Linked DNA regions of Homo sapiens: regions 1 and 3 are each linked to region 2. A link is a loop called in an ENCODE intact Hi-C map of the cell type or tissue named here. Cell type or tissue: PC-9. All regions are shown on one strand.

Evidence for each region. A loop is a pair of places that touch in the nucleus more often than their neighbours do. Peaks named below come from ENCODE experiments on the same cell type or tissue, not always from the same donor. Only the 100,000 strongest peaks of a DNase experiment are listed, where the experiment ranks them.
Region 1: a loop joins it to region 2, with 5 times the contacts of the local background. A loop is called at or near these places in 15 of 110 quality-filtered maps.
Region 3: it touches region 2 in a loop (7-fold over the local background); 2 of 110 quality-filtered maps call a loop at or near these places.

What each region holds. Positions count from the first base shown.
Region 1 is chr3:23,958,011-23,960,510 of GRCh38, forward strand. NR1D2 (nuclear receptor subfamily 1 group D member 2) reads left to right here. Exons shown (of 8, transcript NM_005126.5): 4 at 1,661-1,805. Among named protein-coding and RNA genes, the nearest start is that of NR1D2, 14 kb to the left of the region's middle. In PC-9, no CTCF peak of the experiment used is centred here; a DNase peak (open chromatin) is centred at 1,451; H3K27ac peaks cover 2,367 bases.
Region 2 is chr3:23,887,435-23,889,934 of GRCh38, forward strand. It overlaps UBE2E1 (ubiquitin conjugating enzyme E2 E1), which reads left to right. Exons shown (of 6, transcript NM_003341.5): 4 at 133-265; 5 at 1,678-1,825. Among named protein-coding and RNA genes, the nearest start is that of NKIRAS1, 28 kb to the right of the region's middle. In PC-9, CTCF peaks have their summits at 1,384 (motif pointing right) and 1,586; a DNase peak (open chromatin) is centred at 2,107; H3K27ac peaks cover 2,290 bases.
Region 3 is chr3:24,068,008-24,070,507 of GRCh38, forward strand. No RefSeq gene overlaps it. Among named protein-coding and RNA genes, the nearest start is that of LINC00691, 34 kb to the right of the region's middle. In PC-9, a CTCF peak has its summit at 1,199 (motif pointing right); no DNase peak of the experiment used is centred here.

The DNA.
Region 1 (2,500 bases), 71 kb after region 2:
GCATTCTTGAGTTTTCTGTCCTCCCTGGTACCATGAAACTGGAGATCTTTGGAGACCTATCACAGAACATGTACTGGAATTGTTTGTGTGTGGAGTAAAGGCAGCTGTTTGTAGCCATCTAGTTGGGAACTGTCTTTCCTTGGATAGTTAGCTACTCTGTTGGTGTGTGGTGTAACACTTACCTGTTGCTGGCACGTAGTCAGTGATTTCTGTCATGTATAAGTAGGCCTTGCCATTGTCAGCAGGTAATGATCCTGGAAAGACCAACTTCTGTTAATGTAATCCACAATCTAGTGAGGGGATTATAGCTATCAAACATATTTCTCAGTCCACTTTTTAAGAAGTAGTCATTTAGGCTGGGTGCAGTGGCTCAGGCCTGTAATTCTAGCTCTTTGGGAGGCTGAAGCTGTAGGATTGCTTGAGGTGGAGTGTGAGACCCACCTGGGCAACATAGGGAGACCCTACCTCTACAAAAAATAAAAAAGCTGGATGTGGTAGCACATGTCTGTAGTCCCAGCTCTTGGGAGGCTGAGGCAGAAGGATTGCTTGAGCCCGGGAGTTCGAAGTTGCGGTGAGCTATTATTACGTCATTGTACTCCAGCCTGGGTGACAGAGCAAGACCCTGTCTCTTTAAAAAAAAAAAAAAAAAAAAAAAGCCTGGACATGGTGGCTCGTGCCTGTAATCCTAGCACTTTGGGAGGCCAAGGTGGGCGGATCAGTTGAGGTCAGGAGTTCAAAACCAGCCTGGCCAACATGGTGAAACCCTGTCTCTACTAAAAATACAAAAAATTAGCCAGGTATGGTGGCACGTGCCTGTAATCCCAGCTACTGGGGAGGCTGAGGCAGGAGAATCCCTTGAATCTGGGAGGTGGAGGTTGCAGTGAGCTGAGATCGCACCACTGCACTCCAGCCCGGGCTACAGAGCAAGAGTCTGTCTCAAGAAAGCAAGCAAACAAACAAACAAAAAATCAGGTCCGGAGTGGTGGTGGCTTACACCCTGTAAGTCTAACACTTCGGGAGGCCAAGGCTGGCAGATCACTTGAGCCCTGGAGTTCAAGACCAGCCTAGGCAACATGGCAAAACCTCATTTCTACAAAAAATACAAAAATTAGCTGGGTGTGGTGGCGCATGCCTGTAGTCCCAGCTGTTTGTGAGGCTGTGGTTGGAAAATTGAGCCAGGGAGGTCAGGGCTGCAGTGAGCTGTGATCATGCCACTGCACTCTAGCCTGGGCAACAGAACGAGATCCTATCTCAAAAAAAAAAAAAAAAAAGAATCAGTCATTCATACTTCAAGAGTTTTGGAATTTGTAGTGAATAAAAGTATGAGATGGAAAATGTGACTGCAGGCAGGGTCTGGTAACAGGGTAGTGTGGTTGTTGCAAGGGGTGTTTTGGGTAAGGACAAAGAATCTCTGAAGGGAAGAAGAATTTTGTTTGGTTAGTAGGTGTTAGGTGCTTACTCATACCAATAAGAATCGAAATTAAATTCTGTGTGTCAACATTGTATTTCCCTCTGTCCTAAGACATAGTGTTTCCCAGATAGTGAGTCATATACTGGGACTGTAGTTCGTCATATACACTAGATAGGTATGGGAGCAGTGTTTATAAGAAGTTCATTTGGGTGTTTTTAAATGGGTAAGTAAATCTTCCTTTGTTCTTAGGGTTTCTTTCGGAGAAGTATTCAACAAAACATCCAGTACAAGAAGTGCCTGAAGAATGAAAACTGTTCTATAATGAGAATGAATAGGAACAGATGTCAGCAATGTCGCTTCAAAAAGTGTCTGTCTGTTGGAATGTCAAGAGATGGTATGTTCCCAGTTTAAAGAGTGTTCCTAAAGTGTATGGAGCTTGGCTTTTATTCCTCATCATGAACCAGAGCTATAAACCGGTTACCAAGGACCCTCTTGTATTTAAGGTGAAGCAGAAAACATATTTTCATGCTTTACAGGACACCAAATTGATTAAAGTCGTATTTTAGCATTATCATCCCAGAAACAGTTTTTGGCTAAACTTCTGTTGTTGTTGCTTCTTCTAAAAAGAGCCATTTTTTTTCTGTGCAATTTGATTACTTTTTATTTTTTCCTAAAACCAATGGAGTTTAAAAACATTTTTTATATGGCCGGGCATGGTGGCTCACGCCCGTAATCCCAACACTTTGGGAGGCTGAGGTGTGTGGGTCACTTTAGGTCAGGAGTTCCAGACCAGCCATGGTGAAACCCCATATCTACTAAAAATGCAAAAAAAAATTAGCTGAGCGTGGTGGCATGCACCTGTAATCCCAGTTACTCGGGAGGCTAAGGCAGGAGAATAGCGTGAACCCAGGAGGTGGAGGTTGCACTGAGTTGAGATCGTGCCACTGCACTCTAACCTGGGTGACACGGTGACACTCTGTCTCAATGTAGCCTCTATCTCCCAGGTTCAAGTGATTCTCCTGCCTCAGCTTCCTGAGTAGCTGGGATTACAGGTGCCCGCCACCACACCTGGCTAATTTTTGTATTTTT
Region 2 (2,500 bases):
TACTTGTTTTGTAAAGAGAATCCACACAGTAAACAAAAGAGAGGAGAGAGGTAATCTTTCCATCTCTTTTAATACACTGTAAAAATTGGGATAGTGCCACCATCTGCTTATTTGTTGACGTATTATTCACAGTGCTGGTCCCAAAGGCGATAACATCTATGAATGGAGATCAACCATTCTAGGGCCTCCAGGATCCGTGTATGAGGGTGGTGTATTCTTTCTCGATATCACTTTTACACCAGAATATCCCTTCAAGCCTCCAAAGGTAAGAAATCTCCCTGTATGCTCAAATTTACTAATTCCCACAAGAGAGCAACTGTTGAGGTTTTTCTAAATTTAATTTTTAATCACAGAAACTAGATTTATCTTATGTCCTAATAGATCTGAGTATTTTAACATATACAAAACACTTCTTTAGGTTGATTTTGCCTTATCTGGCAGAGACCATTCTAGGATTAAGTGCTTTGTTTTGATGGTGCTTAAAATTGTGCTATTTATAGTAATATTGTCAGCAACCTAGAATTAATCCCCTGTTTTCCAGCCCATAGAGAAATGTTTTTGAACCTTTCTCGAGGTTAAAAATGGTGTCAAGCCAGGTGCAGTGGTGTGCACCTGTAGTCCAGCTACTTGGGAGGATTGTTTGAGCCCAAGAGTTTGAGTCCAGTCTGGGCAACAAAGCAAGACCCCAAAAAAAGGCAGGGCAGGTCAGGGGGCCAAACAACTAGAGAATCAGAATCTCTTCCCAAAGCTTTGGATTCTGTTGTGCTCCCTGTCATGTTTTGGTCTTGTTCCTTTACCTCCAGGCCTCAGTTTTCTTTCTAGGACAGGTGAGGATTGCCCAAGTCACCCATCTCCTGTACTCAATCTATGATTCTCATTCAGTCAGAAAGAAAACCCCGTCTTGGGGATTAGGTAGACTGCCAGATAAAAGTACAACTGCAGCAACAAGAAGTAATCGAAAGTCACTTTTTTAAAAAATTGGTAAAATTACAGGTAATTTTTACTTTGTGTTTTGGTATATTTCACAAATAAAAATTAAGAGACCCAAATAACACCAGCTTATGTGACTTGTGTTCTGCTGTGGTCCTTGCCCATTACTGGCTCTGCATCCATGGACACTCGATTATATAATAGTAAATTCTGTGATGTAGGTAGACAGGATGTCTATAGGACCTGATGTAACGGTCAGAAAAAAGCAGAAATAGACTTCTCTTCAAATTTTGTTCAGCCTTTTGGGTGTAGTCATTGTTTGCTAAGTATGTTGTTTAATTATCTTTATGTACCCATTATGTTGCACTTCAGTTTTTAAGAGGTATTTATGATTCTCAGTATTTTAAAGCTTACTTTGAGGCAGTGTAGTACTACCAGCTAACACAAGAGGTCAGCAAACAATTAGCTATTCAAACTTGGAAATGTTAATATTTAAAAGATTTAAAATTGCTAAAGATGAAATTAGGAAGTACTGAACTTACCGTCAGTGGACATAACATTTTAAATGAAATTGACACAGTCCCTGAGATGGTATCAATGAACACTTTCTAATCAAATTTATTGTCTATCTTCTTGACAGCTTTAATTAAAACTGCTTTTAGTCACCTTCTTAAGGGTCATTCAGTTGAATATTTAGTAACAAGTTTGTTTGCTGTTTAAATATTGTCTGTCACTTGTTTTTTTTAGGTTACATTTCGGACAAGAATCTATCATTGTAATATTAACAGTCAAGGTGTTATTTGCTTGGACATATTGAAAGATAATTGGAGTCCAGCACTAACCATTTCTAAAGTCCTCCTTTCTATCTGCTCACTTCTTACAGACTGTAATCCTGGTAAGGTTCATAATTCTTTACCTTGTTTTATTCTTCCTTACCTGAAAAATACTTGTTTCCAAAAGCTTTCAAAGGACAAAACTAATTTTTCTGCACAAGTTTGTGAATACAAAAACTAATCGGCTTTTCAAAAGAAAGTTTTAATCAAGTTCAGTCTACTAGTTGAGACACACAACTTCATTAATCAGTATATTCTAGCAACAAGGTATTTTAAACTGAAGACTGACGTAAGTTTGCCTTGGGCTTTTAGTTTCAATTATTCTTCCTCCTTTTTTTTTCCTGTTGCTTAATTTCCCATAGAGTTCTTATAAAACAAATCAGACACTTCTAAATGTCGAGTCATCTGCCTGGCAAGCCTCACCTGTGCCTCTGGGGTTCAGTGAGCATGTGTCCCATAGCTGGTCACTGAGATGGCACTCAATTTTGAAAATGGTAGTTGTTAAATACTTAGTGACTATTGAATTGTGACTTTTTTGGGACTTCATTTCATTTAAAAAATATTTTTCTGTAGTCACAGCTACTAGGGTGGCTGAGGTGTCAGGATTGTTTGAACCCAGAAGGTCAAAGCTGCAGTGAGCCATGAGCATGTCACTGCACTGCATTCCAGCCTGGGTGGCAAAGCGAGACCCTGTCTCAAAAAATATATATATATACACATATGTATATATATACACA
Region 3 (2,500 bases), 180 kb after region 2:
ACATTAAATTCAGCTTTTTCTACCACTTTGTAATATAATTGTAGAGGTGGTATTGTGGATATAGTGGCTTAGAAACTGGGCTTCGAAATTATTCTGCATGGGTTTGAATGTCACCTCATCTACTTATTAATCGTGGGGCCTTGGGAAAGTTACTTAGATTTTTTTAAACATTTGTTTCCAAACCTTTACATTGGGATTTATCTAAAATTCGTATGGAAGATGAAGAGTAAAGATGAGGCAAGACTATTTGAAAGATATCAGCGATAGGGAGAGATTAATTCTGCCTGATATTAAGACTACTTATGAAATTATCGCATTAAAATGAAATAGTATCAGCCTAGAGATAGACCAGTAAAAGCAGACTAAGAAAGCAGAACACAGAGCCTAGAAACAGACCTACAACATGTGGGAATGTGCATTAAGTCAAAGGTAGCATTAAAATCAGTGGAGAACACATAGATGGATTAATCAATAAAGGGGGCTCAGATAATTGATGGTTCATATTGGATAAGATAAAATTAGATAACTACCATATGTAAAGATACATTCAGATGTACTAAAACCTGAATGTGAAAAGGAAAATATAGAAAAATGTTATGATAATTGGGTAGGGCGAGATTTCTTATACAAAGCAAAAAATGGACACACACATACACACACAGAAAAAGGGAGGATTAATGTATCCATGGACATTAAAAATAAAGCAAAAACCAAACAAAACTTCTGTTCAACAAATGATACTGTGAGCAAAGACAAACTCAGACTAAGATATTTATAATGCATATAATCAACAGAAAAATGCAATCTATAAATAGAATATATATAAAAGTCACAAATTGTAAGAAAAAGGCAAACAACTCAATAGAAAGTAGGTAAATGTTATAAACTGGCAATGTAGGGAGGAGAAACCTGAATAGTCAAAGCACATATGAAAAATATTGAAACACATTTGTAATTTGGCTTATGAAAGTTGAAACATTCATTAGAAACTATTTCACAACCATCAGACTGCCCCAAGATTAAGAAATTAGATAACACCAAGTGTTTTCAAGGATGTGGAGAAAGTCACTTTTATACTTTGCTGATGGAAGTATAAACAAGTATAACTCATTTGGAGAAAGAAAATAGAAATATATAACAAAGCTGAAGATGAACATACTCTATTTTCATACTCTACACCAGGGGTCAGCAAACTATGGCCTTTGGGCCAAATCTGGCCCGCCACCTGTTTTGTTAAATCAACTCTTATAAAAACCCAGCTGTGTGCATGCTTATTCGTTTATACAATGTTGATGACTGTTTTCATGCTACCTGACAGAGTAATGGCAACAGAGACCATATGGCCCACAAAGCCTGAACTATTTGCTACCTGTCTCTTTACAGAAAAAGGTTTCTGATTCCTGCCCTTGATTTTAGAGAAACTCTCATATGCATACACACTGAAAAATGCCCAAGGATATTCTTTGCTACTGTTTTTGATTAAAAAAATAGGATATATCCTTTTTTCACCAGTAGAAGGGATAAATAAAATGTGTTCTTTTTTCTTTTTTTCAATTTTTTTCTATAGTAGAATACTATACAGTAATTAAAATAACTAGACATGTATGAAATAACTAGTACAGATATCAATATGGATAAATTTCAACATACTGGTAAGTGGAAAAAAGCAAGTTTCAAAATAATACCCACTATTATAACTACCTTGTTCTTCTCCTCCTTGGTCCCATGAAATAATTGTTTTACACAGTGATTGTCAGTGGATTGGAATCATTAGTTATATGTAGGTGGGGAATGATCACTATCATGAATGTCACTATAAATGGAACAACAACATATTGGGTAACTCCTGATGTAATGCATTTATAAAATACACTTTGTCTATGAAATATTTTTGACCAAAAAAATGAAACTAAATCTAACCAAGCTTCTAGAGTTAATTACACTACAGAGTAGCAAAGGGACACATTTGGGATGTGGGGCATTATGCAGGAATATTATGTGGATTTTGCAAATCACAGGGAAATGCTAAAGGGAAAAAAGTGTGCGTGTGTGTGTGTGTGCATGTGTGCTCCTTTAGGTTAAAAGAAACTCAAACATAAACAAATGTAGTGTATTACATTGTTTATACCTTGATTCAAACAAATCAACTGTGAAAGAAATTTTTAAGACAGTTAGGGAAATTGGGTTGTAGTATGGGTTGATATCTTAGGTGTGATAATGTGATTGTATTTATGTTTAGATTTTCAGAGAAATGCATACTGCATACAATACATAGCAGTGAAATTATACAACGTAATTTTTTTGAAGAAGCGATTTTATTTATTTATTTATTATTTTTCTTCCAACTTTTATTTTAGATCCAGGGGATATATGTGCAGGTTTGACAAGGATAAATTGCATGTCACTGGGGTTTGGGTAATAAAATGATTTTATTACCCAGGTAGTGAGCATAGTACCCAATAGATAGTTTTCTATCCTCCCCCTCCTCCTACCCTCTACC